Linked DNA regions of Mus musculus: region 2 is linked to region 1. The links are chromatin loops, found by intact Hi-C in ENCODE. Cell type or tissue: heart. All regions are shown on one strand.

The links. A loop is a pair of places that touch in the nucleus more often than their neighbours do. Peaks named below come from ENCODE experiments on the same cell type or tissue, not always from the same donor. Only the 100,000 strongest peaks of a DNase experiment are listed, where the experiment ranks them.
Region 2: a loop joins it to region 1, with 3 times the contacts of the local background. A loop is called at or near these places in 6 of 42 quality-filtered maps.

The regions. Positions count from the first base shown.
Region 1 is chr1:45,762,991-45,770,990 of GRCm38, reverse strand. It overlaps Gm51621 (a long non-coding RNA gene), which reads left to right and starts at 5,885. Exons shown (of 2, transcript XR_003947815.1): 1 at 5,885-6,041. It also overlaps the pseudogene Gm8307. In heart, CTCF peaks have their summits at 743 (motif pointing right) and 4,628 (motif pointing right); DNase peaks (open chromatin) are centred at 3,200 and 5,160.
Region 2 is chr1:45,310,131-45,318,130 of GRCm38, reverse strand. It overlaps Col3a1 (collagen, type III, alpha 1), which reads right to left and starts at 6,593. Exons shown (of 51, transcript NM_009930.2): 1 at 6,299-6,593. The coding sequence starts at 6,383. In heart, a CTCF peak has its summit at 4,018 (motif pointing right); DNase peaks (open chromatin) are centred at 5,050 and 6,500; H3K4me3 peaks cover 3,248 bases; H3K27ac peaks cover 4,522 bases.

The DNA of each region.
Region 1 (8,000 bases):
GGGATTATGGAATCTTCCCCTGAAAATAAGGAAAGCGGCTGAGGTCAGGTGTGTGGCTGGGGTGTCCCTGCATGAGGTACAGAGTGCCCATTGCATGAAGCTGTGAAAGCAAATCCTGCATTTTGTCACACAAATACCTAATGAGGAAGCTGCAATTCTTGTATTATAGACTTGTGTTATCTTCTCCATACCTGAGTATGTACTCTATGTGAGCCCTGGACAAAAGACCTCTAGAGCTCTTTAGGAGAGTACCTCCCCGAACCCCTGTTAGATAAGGCTGATGGGATGAGCAATCAAATCAAACTAAATTTATAACTTTCAAATCTCAGACACGCAGACAATATCTCAGAGGTGACAATGTCTCAAACAAATCCCAAGAAACTGTAGAGGGTTTCTGAAGCCTGGAACTCACCAGATTTGCACACTTAAGAGTAGGATACAGGAGCTGAGCCTGAAAGCCACAGTAACTTTTTAATAAATACTGGGTGTGAGCATTCTATTTCTTAGGTGAAGTTACATGTAACCAGAGAGGAAGACTCCCTCAGTGGGCCTTATTCATGCGAAGTGATTGCAGTTGTCTCTGTGTCTTCATTGGGCATAATTCTAGGATCTTCTATATATATAACAATTCTTGAGGGCCCAAGTTCTCTATATAAATGTCATGTGGGAGGCTGAGGCAGGAGGATAACTTGAGTTCTGCATTTTTATTTATTTATTTATTGCTAAGCAGCTGGCCACTAGGGGGCAAAGAACTATATAAAGAAAAGTATTACTTTTTTTTTTTTTTTAAACCAACTTTGTGACCTTTATTGAAGAGTGACAACTTTATACTCCTAGGAATCCTATTCTGTGTACCTGAGGGACAGGGCATCAGAGAGGCGTGGCAGGAGATTACACAGCAGACACTGGGAAGTGTCAGTCCATCATTTTGCCCACTGTTCATGTGTACACAGCATGAATGAGATTTGAAATCTTTTCATGGTAACGAAGTTACAATTACCCACTTCTGTAGCCTGAGTCTGACCCGCGGTGTCTACGTCAGCGGGTTTCCCTCTCACAATCGTTAAAATGCATTTCCTGTTAGGAACCTGCAATATATTTCTTGTATTTATTTCTTTTTGAAGTAAGAACTACCTCATCTGATAACTGGCTCATTTTTGTCATTTATCAAAAACTGAAGGGTAAAGGAGGAAAGTGTGATGAATTTAAAAAATATTTTCTAAAGGAAAGATAAAATTCATTTTCACAAATTTGCAAGAGCTGTTGGTGCGGGACTTATTCTACTATGCGACTAGCCTGGGACACAGTGTAAACCGCCGCCTCCGCCCAGGAACCAGCAGTTCTTCAGAAGTGGCAGCTCACTGAGTTGCGCTGCGCAGACCCCCAGGAATCTCCCAAGCCCATTGGCGCAGAGGGAGAGTCTCTCTACAGAGCCACTAGAGAGGTGGGTAGTGAGTGAGTTGGCAGTTGTAGGAAGCAGGCACACACAGACACACGGGCACGGTTACAGCAGGTCCACATGGCGGTAATGCAGGAGGTAGGCTGTGCAAGCCAGAAGTCAGCAGTCTACTTCACCAACTGGTACTGATTAATAACCTTGACCGTTTGGTCATCAATTCACAGCCAGCCATTAAGCCCAATCTGGAAGATGTCCGTAATGTAGTGGCCGATTGTAGCGCTGGCACCATGAAACCACTGTGAACAGCCTCTACGTTCTGTGGCATTTAAAATGTTTATTTTTGAAGCCTGGAGAAAGCCGTTCTCTGCTGATCTCCAAGTCCACAGTGTCGTCAACGTTCCTGACCAGCTTCTGGCATCTGCCTGTGTTCTCACCGACGAAGCACTTTAGGTGGAGCACGAGGGAGGACTGGGGGAAGCTTCTCTAGAATCACTCTGCGGCTGACTTTAATCTCCTGCTCGGTTTTGGTGGTGTAACCTTGGATAGACTCTCTTGCCACTAAACCTTCCAACCCATCCTGAACTGTGCATATCTTGTCAGATAGGATATCCAACTGCAGCGAGAAAAATGACTACAGAGTGGCGGACTCCTTGGAACTCTGCTGGGTGTACACTGAAAATGCCAGTGATAGGTGTGTCTGGACGAAATCCGCCGCCTGTCAGGCGACAGACATCTTGTTCTTGGGACCCACTTGCTTGCAATCGTCCTCACTGACCACACTGGTGTCTTCCAGCTCCTCTATCAAGTGGCTCCCAGGCCAATTGGAAACAGAGTGCTACTCATGCGTGGGTGAGAGGAGTTTAGTCGGGCTCAGCATCTCCTCATGGAGTCCACTGAGGATGAAACCTAGGTACTCCTTGGCGTCCTCCGGTCGGCCCTTTTCAGGTAGGCTCGACTTGATGACTGTCTGTAAATGTATGTGGGTTCAAAGGCAGCTCCTGGGTGGAGTTATTTTATCCCCGACAGCTTGGCGGGGCTCGGGCGGTAGGGGCATATTAATAAACTTATTCATGAGCCGAACGCATCTGGCAGTTCATCTTCAGCCTGTATGCTATACAGAGTCCCACTGTATGGAGGGGGGAGCTCACCTGAAGAGCAGGGATCACAAAAAAACCAAACCAAACCAAAACAACAACAAAAACTCTGAATTCATCAGGGCTGAAATAGCCAAAAATATACAGTGGGTGTGGAGGGCTTTGGCGGCCGGTCTCAATGAGGTTTGGAGCTGCTCTGGCTTCTCACGCTGCGTCTCTCATCGTCTCCATCTCGCCGAGCCTGTACCAAAGTACTGCATTTTAACATTTAAAAAATTATTTTGATATTTTTCCTTTCTCCAAACTGTCTTCAGATTCTCCTTACCTACCCAGCTCCATGCTTTTTTCCTGCACAAGATTTCCAAAAAGCAAACAAATAAAAAGAAAATCAAAAAAGAGTGAGTCAGATAACAAGAAACCAAACCAACCAACCAACCAAACCAAAAATCCAAAAAACCCAAACCAAACCAAACCAAACCCAAACCAAAAAAGTGAAACAAGAAACACCCCTACCCTCCACAAAACCAAAAACCAAAAACCAAAAACCTAAAACAAAACTTTAAAACAAAACCATGGAGTGTTGGCCAATTACTTCTGGGCATGGCGCCTGCCCTGGAGTGTGGTTGCCTATCCAGCAACACTCAGTTGGAGAAAACAGAGTTCCCCTTTGCCAGAAACTGTCAATTGCAATGCTCCTTGCTTAGGGAGTGGGACTTGTGTCCACTTCCAGGTCTCCATGCTGGGGTTTTGCCTGGTTTGGACTTGTGCAGGCTCTGAGGGATCTTTAAGGACTGCTGGCAGGAAGCAGTCTGGAAGTAGGAGGACTCAGTGCCCTCTGACTAGCAACCGGAGGCCCTGCTTTTGTCACAATTAATAACATATGTGCTTACCACGTTACCATTAGGAAAACTCGTCCAATTACAGTGTGACCTTTTTCCGTGCTTTTTTAGGGTTGCTATTTTCTCTTGAGGGCTATGTAAATGTCTCCCGTTGTTTCACAAGAGCGAGGATTGAGACGTTGTTATTTGAGCTTCATTCTGCGGATTCTTTATTCCTTGTGGTGCTCTGGCACTCCATTTAAAAAAAAATAGCATCTAGTAAAATCAAGTCCACATTAAACTTTCTATTAAAATTATCAAGCACCTTTTGAGCAAGTAGATCAAATTTTGGAGTTTCATGTTTGCTCCTGAGCCTCATTTGTGTCACAGGAGTCCCAGGTCTTCAGTCCTTGTATAACCCTGTATTTCCAAGATGATTATAGTAGACTGTTGAAACTGTGTGTGAGGCTGTGTTTTTTTTTTCTGTGAAGTTTTCACTCTCGAGCACACCTTGTCAGAACAGAGCACCCCAGTAAAATACCAAGAGAAGGTTTCTCATCTGGGTAAGCCTCCCCTGCCCCCTCTTCTGGAGATGTGGTGTTCACTGGCTGCTTTGCTTTGATTTCAGGGTTCTGTAGGTTTAAATTGCCTAGTAAGGGTGAAGGATTAGAGACCATGACCTACTAGAACATCTTCAGTTTTGGAGATAGATTATTTTCATATAAATTCATAGATACTTATGTGACCAAGGGAGTAGGTCGACCATTAAGCAAATGCATGTCGAGTTCCTGTGACTAGGGTAATCAGTTTAGTAAAAGTCAGCTATAAACCCTCTTGATTTACCTTTGTAATCCCTTTTCTTTCTCTTGATTTAATAAATTTCTATGCGGGTTGGAGATGTCTACCTTTATTCTGCAACCTACACAACTCCCTTCCGTTTGCCAGTCATAGCCTTGCCTCAGTAGGTATGCGGCTTGCCAGTTCTTTTCTGTGTTTTCTCGAACCTTCTTAGTTTCTGCTCACAACATGTAAGTACTTTTAATGAGCTCATTGTCATCCAGTTTTCCTGTAACCCTTGAACACATTAATACTTGGTTTCCTCATGTTTTGACCCCAGAAAATAAGTTCTCCATGTGCTGTTCACTACTACTGACTGTTTTCCTTAGTATGCAAACTATCTGTGAATAGAGTCTAAATTACAAGTCCTTAATCGTTTTTTCACATCTGAAATCTGAGGCGAAGAAAATGGCTTCGGAAACAAAATCAAACCACTGCTTAAATTCTTGAACTACAGCTGTAGAGATACAAGACGACCACATGGGGGCAGCAGAGGCACATCATTATGTTCGAATATTTGCGTAGCTACTAGAAATGAGCCTATTATCAAGCAGAAAAGTTATTATGTTTACCTAATTAATGAAGAAACTTGGTAAAATGAAATAGAGTTGGCATTTCTTAGTTCGAAGTAAGGATATTATATCTTTGGCTTTTTAATTCCCTTTCTAGAGAAAAGTATCTTAAGTTCTATAATGTTTCCATATCGTAACCAAATCCTTCTCCTTCTTGGCCTTTCTCTCTGTCTACTATAAGAGTTTCCTGAGAGGTAGGATGGTGTTTTGTGACATTTAGATTTTGAGAGTGGGGGTCACTGGTGGCTCACAGGATATTATGCTCTGTAGGAGGTGAATCTCTACAAACCCCAGCTGGAGATAGGGCATGTAGCTTTTTTGCAGACAGGCTGCGTTTTCGGCATGGTGCCTGGGTTTAATTTCCATGTGCAATGTCATACTTCAACTATGTAAACCGAAACAGATGTTTCTGCTCTGAGAATGCATTTGGCTCATGAAAGCATCATCCCCTAGTCTCTTCCTCCATTCCCACTTTATTTTGAAAGCCCTTTTGAATAGAAGAGGCCTCTAGAGAACCATCCAGTGTGTTTGACCTCGTTATTGTGAAGCAATTCATTCCTGGGAAACAGTTGCCCCAAATAAGTCTTGGAATCTGTTTGAAATTTCCTTAGCACCAGCATGTTTTTCTTTCCATCTCTATAAACTTACAGCTTTGTCTATTATTATTATTTAGGAAGCTCAGTAATGCAAGTTTTACTAAAACACAACCTAGATTGTTCTGATCTTATCACTTAGGTAATAGTTCTGGTTCCTATTTTGCAAGGTTAATGGGAATAGGTGTTTGTACAATATGTACACGACTTCTTAATTGCTCCCATTTGCAAATATTAAAGACCAATAACGTTATGTGTATTTTAAGTATCTTCCAATTTGGTTGATGATCAACATAAACACATTTCTAATCTTGTGATGATTTATGCTTCTAGTAATTTGCCCCCCAAAGTAAATTAACTAGAACTATTATCTTGCAGTACTGGAAAGGCCGCATGTGTGCTCGGCAAGAACTTTACCACTGAGCTATTGCATTAGCCCTCTCTTTACTTTTATTCTGACATAAGGTCTCACTAAGTTATCTAGGCTCATCATAACCAGCTCTGGTGCCCAGGTAGGCCTACAACTTGTGATCTTTCAGCTTTATGATTTGCCTATCTCCGAGGAGCTGGGATGGCAGATCTGAGCCAACTATCTTCTTTTCTCTCAGTTTCCTCCTCTTATTCCAGTTTCCCTCCTTTCCTTTCACTTTTCAGAGATATTTGTTGATATGTGGACATCATGGATTATGCCGATAGGAGCTTCTTGGGATACTGAGGCTGCCAACAATGTGAGTTCAAAACCTATTTGGGCAATGTAATGAAACTGTCTCAAAATAAAGATACTCAGTGGTAGGGTGTTTGTCTATAAATGGGAAGTCCCAGGGTCAATTTTTAGTATGAGGGGAGGAGTAATTAAAGGTTTTCACTCTTTTAAAAATTTTCGTATTTTTTGAGACTGTCCTACATGAGTATTGTATTTGTGTTATTTCCATGCTCCTTGCACCCCCTCAGACTCCCATAAGTCCCCCATTCCCTCTAACATTGCATGCATGCTTGTATGCGTGTATGCATATGTGCATGTGTGCATGTATATATGTGTGCCTCTCTCTCTCTGTGACTAATGAATGAGTCTCTCTCTTCCTCTCTCTCTCTCTCTCTCTCTCTCTCTCTCTCTCTCTCTGTGTGTGTGTGTGTGTGTGTGTGTGTGTGACGAATATATGAGTCCATTTAGCTTTGTTCAGATGTATGTATGTTTAGGGCTGACACCTTGGTTGGATAGAAGATTCTTGTTCATAAAGAGCATTGAATGGTACAGTGATGAAACACATAGAAATAAACCATAATTAAAATCTCTGACAGGAAAGAAGCAGTATTCTTTCTGAGGTACTAAGAAGCACTTGATGCTGTGGTTTGGGGATTTAAAGAGAGGGGAGCTGCCCTGGCAAATGAAGGCAGAATAGTTTCCTGGTAGACAAATAAAATGTGCAATAGCTTATGGAGCACAGATCAAGCTCTGATATGGGTTCCTAAAGCTTTCCCAAGGCTCCATGGAGATGACATGATGAGAGCTGAAAAGCAGATGAGGCCAACAGTCATGCTGAAAAAAACTAGAAATAGGAAAATAAAACTTTCTTGAATTAAAAACAAAGAATTAGAACTTTAAAGTATATTGATTTATGTTATTACTAGATAATTATGTAGAACTTTCCATAATGAAAATTTAAATATCTGTATCAATAATGTGTTACTTTCTAATTGCATATAATAAAATATATGAGGAGATTAAAAATTTAGACACTATCATGTGTATTAACACAAGTTTTGTGTTGTTATAGACTTGATCTTATCCCAAAGGTTGAGAACTGACTGCTTTGTTATATAAACATTGAAAAAAACCCATTCATTTATAATTAATCATTCAAGTTCACCTATAGCTTCTTAATTCGGAAGCTAAATTTTAGTAAAGAATGTTGCAGTACCCAGAAATAGTGCTGTACTAGAGGGGAAAGGACCACTTGGCATTTCTCAGTGTCTAGTTTGATGAGTGCATGGTAGGTATATTACCCACAACCAAGGAACACCTCGAGTACCCAGACAGAATGTTCCTTGCAAAGTAAAACCAAATTTACAATGTTCAAAAATAAATTTTTGAAACCCAATTCAAACTTGGGTTTTGTATTGCTTGTTTTGTATTTATTTCAGTCTCAAATCAGGTATCTTTGAGTCTTGAATGCCTGAAAGAGAAGCAAGTTATTGTTGGGACTCTTTCTGGACATCTCTAAAAAGCGTTAGAAACTCATTCTTATTTTATGTATCTGCTTCTAAGTTAGGAAAAGAACTCTTTGTTTGCTCACTTTTATTTAGTGCCTGACACCAAACTTGATTTAGGTTTTGCTTTTTCTGCCTGAATTATAATTATAATACAAATGTGCTTTATGCATGCTTGCCTTTTCAAAGTTTCCATAAACCATGGCTTGGGATAGAAAACAATTTCAAAATTCTGTAGGTTTTCTAGTTTGATCTAATGATTTCATAACCCATGAACCTCCTATTATTTAACTTACGGAAGTCTCTGAAAAATGATAGGTCCATTAAATATTTTTGTCACATTTTCAGTCCTAGAAAAGGGTATTTTAAAGTTTATGTTTTACTTTTTTCAAAAATGATTTTACATCTTAGCAGTAAAGGATAAGTTTGAAGCAATTAAGGGCTAGGGAAATCTGTTTTTTTTTTTTTTTGTTTGTTTG
Region 2 (8,000 bases), 450 kb after region 1:
CAATTGCATTTTCAATTCTGGACAACGTAATAAAGTAAGATGCTCAAAGCTGACCTTGGGACCTCTGCAAGTGCAGGACGCACTCTGCACTCCTGAGCCACCTTTCTAGCATCAGCACAGAGATGCTGAAGAGACAGTCTTTTGAAATAGAAATGAAGTGCATTTTTAAGTGTTGTTTTACATGGCTAGGTAGATTCTGGTTATTCTACTTTCCACCAAGAAAACTAAATGAATGATGCTTAGGTGTTTCTTTGTTTTATTCTGTATAGGCACATGCTTTTTATGTCCCTAAACTTTTCCTACAACTTGATTGATATTTATTTTGCCAAAATAAAAATAGATAAATGGAAAAGTAAAGTATGTATAATCATCGAAATACATCTATAATGGATCCTACCAAATTATGAAAATATTTAATATATTTAATTTACTGTGTAGCAACTTTAGTTTTATACTTTGAGAATGCAGATGTTCATGTAATCTTTCCTATCATTACATGATACTTTAATTCTTTTCACGGTGTCATGGTAGTTGACAGTACTTGGCAAACGAATGATAGATCAAGCCTCTGTTCTAGGTACTACTCTTGAGTGGCTGACATCTTTTTCTTTTCTTTCAAATTATAGATGCCACCAGGCTAGCCTTGAAACCACAGTCCTTGCTCCAAGGTTTCAGATTGCTGGGAACATAGGTGCAGACGGCTAGCAATGCAGGTATGCATCACTAATATCAAACTGCTCGAAATGCCGTTGTGTATCACTGCATTCGACTGCTGGGAATGCAGGTGTTCATCACTATACCTGATGGTTTATATCAATTTTATGATCTCCTTCCTGCATGTTTTGAGCTGAATGCTGTCACAATCCTGAATGCACACAAAGAATCTGGGTCAAACTGAGTAATTATCCAGGTAAAATACTTAAAGGAATTCAGATTTGAATCTAGTATGCTTTTCTAAAATCTGATACTCCTAACTCCATTATGTTTTTACTGCTTTCAAGGATACTATAGAATGAAAGAGACCTGTTTCAGTGCCCTGTCCCAGATGGTTTGTGAACTCTGTACCCTCTCGAGTATGCAGACAGATTTTTTTTTTTTTAAGGAATAACAGTGATCTCCAAAATGTCTTTTTTTTCTCTAATCTTAAAATGGGAAGATACCATCTGGAGTGGAATCCTACTGTTTATTTCTCTTGACCTTATGAAAAAGGCTTGTATTTCCAAGGCCACCCTGATGGGATCCAGACCACCAGCAAGATGAATGTGTGACTTGGAAGCCAGGCACTAAGACTGACAAAAACAAACATAAACATTCTTCATCAGATACATAGATGTATTTAGGATGGCTAAGGCACTACTATTCAAAAACTATAGTTTTTGCTTGATTTGCATTTGTTAACTTCTAACTTGAGCACAAGTCTCCTTTGAATGCTACTTGGGCACTATAAATTCTGTGCAACATCATAAAGTGTTTCTGTGAGAAACATAGCTTGTTGGCCTCTACAATAACAAACATAAGAACAAAAAATGTCTCACAACTATGTTAACTGAGAAAGTCATCCTTCAATGCTAATTATCAAAGCTAATTTAACTATTAATAAGTTTTGGATTAGTTGTGGCAATTTCTTCTTTGGGGCAATTTTAGTATTTCTTCCATTTGAACTTTCCGTTTTGTTCATTGAGATTACATTTGAAATGGCAGGGCTTGACCTCAGCCATGGAAAAAGCAAGGCTTTGATTAGTTAATCTGAAAGGAATCCACTTGGGCTATGTTTTTGTTAGGCACAGACAGAACTTCTAGTGGTTAATGTAACTCTCCAAAGTGCAGCTAACAAACGACTGCTGTGCAGAGCTAGCTCAGAGTTTCCACTGCTTTCCTGACAGGCAAAGTTTCCTCCTTTAAAACTTTTGGATTAAAAAAAAAAACAATGTGGATTTTTTTTTTTCCTAAGCATGGAAAATAATGACACTAAGCTTTTAGCTCTAAGAAACAGAACGAAACATTTTATGAGAATTAGCTCACACACATTGCCAGAAAGTCACAGTGTACCCGAAGCTTTAGTGTCTGCCAGGTCCAGCAAAGGCAAGCTCATCTTTGATCTTCCCGGCTCTGACTTACAAGCAATCACTTTAATGGCTTCAAGGTGGCGTTATCAGTTATTGCCTGTCACAAAGTACACATAGGAACCCGGCACTAGGGACAGTCATCCTCAGTGGTCACCACAGAGCTTCAGTGGTTGGCAGTCTTTTCTGAGTTACCACTCCAGGCCTGGTCTGAGCCTGTAGATATGAAACAGGCCTTTCTAATGAGGCCTTGCTTTCTTTTAGCATCTCCTATAGTTCTGGACAAATCTTTTAAAAAAGAAATCCAAAGGCAAGTCACCGAAGAATCTGCACTCATTAATGGGCCTTTCCTCTCCACTTCTCCCTCCCAGCATGGTTTCCGAAGACTTGCTCTCTTCTACAATGCTTGACTGGTCCATCCTAGATCTAAATGTGATGCAGGGTCTGTTATAGGCCCTTTACCCATCATTCTGAGTACTGTTGAGATGCTGAGGAAATAAAAGGGGGTTATGAATAGAAACAACAAAATCTTGTATTGGTAATACTTTATTTACTTACAATGTACATTTTTACAGAAAGAATGATAATTTCTGGTTAAGTCATTAGCTCCTGAGCCTTTTGCTTAATAAACCAGATTAATTTGTTAAAAATTGAGTAAGGAATAGAAAAAAGGACTACCATTAAAAAAAAACTTTATAAATAAATTTTCAAAAATGGTATGGAACTTGGAATCTCTATTATTTACAAATACTTACAAAAGTAAAAAAAGGCAGATGTTCAAGGTTTATGCTTTTGTTCTCAAATCATGTAGTATTTCATTAAATTTTAGTTTCAGTACTAAACTATTCATCCATTCCTGTTTTTAAGCTTTACAAACACACTGTAGGTTACATGACTGATATTTAAATATGTACATAATTGTGTATTTTCTTCTGTTAGAAGTAAGGTTACTACCGTGACTTTGTAATACATTTTATTCCATTGGTTCTATGTGATTAGTAATTCGGACAACACAAACAAGAGAAAATGTAAATGTTAATCTTAGCTATAATTTTCCTTTTTAAACATAATGAGAAATAAACTAAAAAATATGAAACAAGAGTTCATTCTCTCAGTCCATTTACAGTTTTGAAATCACAAATCAGTTCATGGTTCACAGTTAATTTTTGTGATATTATCAACATAGCAAAATGTAGAAGCTTAAACTTTAGAAGACATTTAGTTTTTTGTCCCTGTCCTAAGGAAGCAATATTACTAACATCTATTTATGGACCTATAGTCAGCAGAATGCAAATATTAAGCAAGGATGATATTAGCCAATGAGTAGGAAAAATACATTTAAAAAATGATGCAATGAATTTAGATAAGTTTCTATCTTTTCTTTGACAGTATTGGAGATTGAGGCTAGGGCGTCATATGCTCTGGAAAAGCTCTCTACCACTGACCTGCATCTCCAGACTTCTATAAACTTTTCATTTTGAGACAAGAGTCTCACTCTCATTCAGACACTCACATTGAACTCAGGAAGACTTTGGACTTGTATTCATCTACACTCAGCCTCCCAAGTAGCTGGGAATGAAGGTCTGTGTCACCATGCCTGGCTGGAAACTGTCTATTATTTTGACATTCATTTCCAAAAGTCTCACAATATATTACCAGTTTGTTTGTGTATTCTTATGTCTGGTAACATTTCATTATCTAATTATTTTACTTATAAAAGGAATGTTTAGTTTTTAAAACTCTCTCTCTCTCTCTCTCTGTCTCCCCCCCCCCCACGGACACGCGTGCGCGCACGCACGCACACACACACACACACACACACACACACACACACACACACACACACACACACACACACATATGAGGATCCTGTGGTGCAAGAGTCATGTTGGCGATGGTTATGGAAATGGTGTCTTTGTTAGCCACTAGGTGGCATGGTTTAGCACTTAAAAATCCAGCATGCTTAAAAACCACAGGAAATATAAAACAGACCACGTTTTTTCCGTAGCTGAAATAAAAGGCATGAATAAAGTAAGACTTGCACAGATTTGTAAAGAGACAAGAATTCTTTGTGGAGACATGTTTCATATTCCAGAAAACTCCCAGAAGTTAGTGTCTAGCAATTCTGTACGACTTCTAGGATTTCTGGAGAACATAGGAGATAACCCCTTTAGAGTTCTCTGAGTGTTCCCAGTGTGCTGAATGTCTGCTACTTACTGAAATCTCCTCAAAGTTAATCATTCAGTAGGATTTTCACTAAAAACCTGCAAGGAATGTGAAATATATGATCTTAAATCCTTTTTATCCTTCTTGGAGTTTTAAAGACCATAGCCCAAAGGTGGAAGCAAATGAGCTTAGGATGATGTTAAGATGGTGAGAACCAAACATGTTTCTCTTCTTACTGGAGTTAGATTGGGAAGAAACACACCCACTGTTCCTATAGTATTTCTCATATTACTTTAACTGTTAAGAAACTATAGATACTATGTTGATATTTTAATTAATGTCCCAAAGACATAGGTTTCTTCCTTCCTTCCTTTCTTCCTTCCTTCCTTCCTTTCTTTCTTCCTTCCTTCCTTCCTTCCTTCCTTCCTTCCTTCCTTCCTTTCTGTCTGTCTGTCTGTCTTTCTTTCTGTCTGTCTTTCTTTCTTTAAAAAAAATTAAGATTCTATGATTCTTCATCTAGATTTCAGAATAAAAGTTTGGGCTGCTAAGGAATTAACATTTCTTTGGATCATGTCTCCTATTAATAGGGAAGGCTTGGGGTTGTTTCATCTTCCAGGAGGGCAGGATGTGAAGAGAAAGTGAAAAAAGAAAGCTAAAAAGGAATTGACTATCCAAAGAAAAGAAAATGTAAGATGAGCTGGGGAGGAGAGAGGATGAAAATAAAGATGGGAAGCAGAGAGTGAGTCACTGAGAACAGGGAGGGGTGAGGACTGGGGTGGGGGGAGGGAGGTGGATAAGCCTAGGATGGGGGAGGGGTGATGAGTGAGGAAGGAAAATTGGGAGGGGAGTTCCTAAGGAGCCAAAAGGGGTGGAGAGATAAGGAGGGGGGAAAGATGGAGGGGGATGGAAGGGTGGGTTAAGGGGAACAGAATTAAGAAACAAGCAATCTGGGAGCTCCTTCTCTGTGTATCTGTGGACTGAACATACAGAAATATAAAGTGTCTCCTTCCCTTACTCTTGCATAGATAACTTCTGAAACTAGTGAAGACACTGCACACAGTGGAAAAACGAATGCTCATGAAGCATTTGCTAAAACTAAAGGTTTAAATACCAACGTGTTTGATTATGTATGAAAAGAACTGCTAGCAACTTCTTTTAGCCACAGATAAGATTTACATCAACACAATTATTTTGAAAAAAGTGTGCACCCCAAATTTTCATGATGACAAGGAACATATGCATTTTTAAAAGTATTTAAGTAAATAATGAGACAGTTGCTTTTAATTTGGGGCACAAGAAAATAAAGATCATTACATTTGGCTACCAAAACTATTTCAAGTCTGCCTTTTTGAGCAAAACTTGTATCTTTACCTTGTTTGGAGGAAAGCAAAAATATTCCTGTTAAATTATGTTATCTTCAGTAATGGAAATCCAGCTAAACAGAACATAAAACAACTTTTGGCAAACTCTGAGCACATTGAATGTGTGCAATCATGGAATGCAATAAAAACAGAAACAATGACACGTTTTTGCAGCCTGGGCTCATTTCTGGAAGGTCCATAGATAGTCCACATTTATAGTTTTACAGAAATACATAAGGGATTCTATTTATTTTCTAGTATCTTCTTAAGGGTTATTCATTTCAGAGACATTTCTAGTGCATTCTTTTGAAAAACATGGCTAAATATCCTATCTTTGTAAAGAGAGCAGTGTACAAAGGAGAACATGAAATTATTACAAGAGACCAATAAATTCCAGATGGCCTGGGAGCATGCCAAGATGTTCACAATGCAGGAGGGGAGTACTTTAAAACATTTTTTAAAAGGTGAACATGAAATCAAGTTAATTTAAGAACAGTTTTTACCTTAAACAACTAGAGAATATTATACATGTACATTAACTTTTAAAAAAATCAAATATAGAAAACAAAATTAAGGTTAACAAAACATTCCACAGTCAGAGGCTAGACAGGAAATTCTTAGGAGGCTGATTTTCCCACTATCTTACCCTTTGTAAGAAGTTAAGGCAAAATTAACCCAGAAAGCCTGTTCAAATCGGTACCTACTTACCTACGTTGGACTGCTGTGCCAAAATAAGAGTGGGATGAAGAAGGGTGAGAAGAAACCAGGTTCCACTTTGCACAAAGCTCATCATGTCTAAATATCAGACATGAGACTCTTTGTGCAAAAGAGGAGAGAGGAAGAAGCAGCTCAGAGTAGCACCATCAGTTGTCCCTGCCCTTCAGCACCGGGCCCGTCATAAAACTCAGCCGCTCGCTTCCCTCTGCTCTGGCCTTAAATAGGAAAAAGTTTGGCTTCCCTCACTTTCCAGCCCCTTTCTGAAATATGAGAGCAGAACCCATCCCCTCAGCAGTAAAAGCAATGATTAATATATTTTTCCCTGTGTGTAGAGGACACAACCCACAGACACAGAAACAGCACATCTGGAGCATGTGTACATCAGCCTATGCATATGTTTATAACATGCATTAGTCTTAAATACATATTTGCATGACAGAAACACATAGGAATGTGCTTTGTGATAGCCTACAACAATTGTTTGTGTGTTTTTAAATTTCCCTCTGAAACAGTAAAAACTGTCTGAATTTGAAAAAGTGTTTTGACTCCCATTCTCCGGCATGGTCATTTTGTAAATTTTATCTTTCTAGAAGACTCTGATACTTTGAGTTTTGCCAGAGTCCATCCTGACTCAATTTTAACAGGAAACTGTAAGAGACTATAAAGGAAAATCCTCTGAAGGCCCTGAACTCACCACCCACTCTGCATTCCAAATGTTAGACTGGAGGCAATTGTCACAAAACTGTCTTTGAGCTATGTTTGAAGAGATATTGAGACTCTTATCTGTTACTGTTCCCCTTGCTCTATTTCTCACGAATTTCTTTAGCAACCCTGACTGCTTCCTTGTAAAATTTCCAGTTTATGTGTTACTAAAGAAATCAGAACAGGCATTACTAAAGAGAAAAAAAAGCAATCAAACTTTTCAAGTCTTGTCCTTGTAAGAAACTACAAAAGAGAAAGTTCAAAGTGTGGAATAGAATTTCTAATTTCTAATGTAATAATTACTACAAATATGTCTACATCAGTATTTTCTATGTTTCTGTTCCAAGACCTCATCTGAAGAGTTTTCTATGTATTTCTAGATCTAGTTGAGGAATAAATACCACTATATCTCTGATTAAATCTCTGTAGAAAAAATGTACTTGTTACCCTTATTATGATGACCAACTTATATCTTGATACCCTATCCTTCACTTCCTTATTCCTTCATTTATCTTTAAAAATCAATCGTGGGCATTTTGATCCTAATCATGGCCATGTGCATTTATTTCTTTAGTCTTAACCTCATAGAAATATTCCCTTTTTGTGCATGCACACTTAAAAATTTACCCCATTATATCAATTCATGTTATTTCTTAATGATCCAGCTCAAAACTTCCCTCTTTAGGAAAACCATCTCATTTAGAATTATTTTTTATATATAATTTTCTCTTTCCTAATATATAATACTATTTTTAAAAATCTGTTTTTATAGACATCAATGCTATAAGCATGGATAATGCTATGTCTTCCTCCATGTGTCCCTGCTCACAGAGAGCCCACACTGAGATGTTCAAGGAAGAAAAGTGATGTCTTTTGGCGACAAGAAGCAATAAAATAGGACAAAAATCCACCCCCTGTGCATCTTCTGATTTCAGATTGGAGAAGAGCTGCCAGAAGAGGCAGGGAATAGAACTTCTGAGATTGGCTGGGC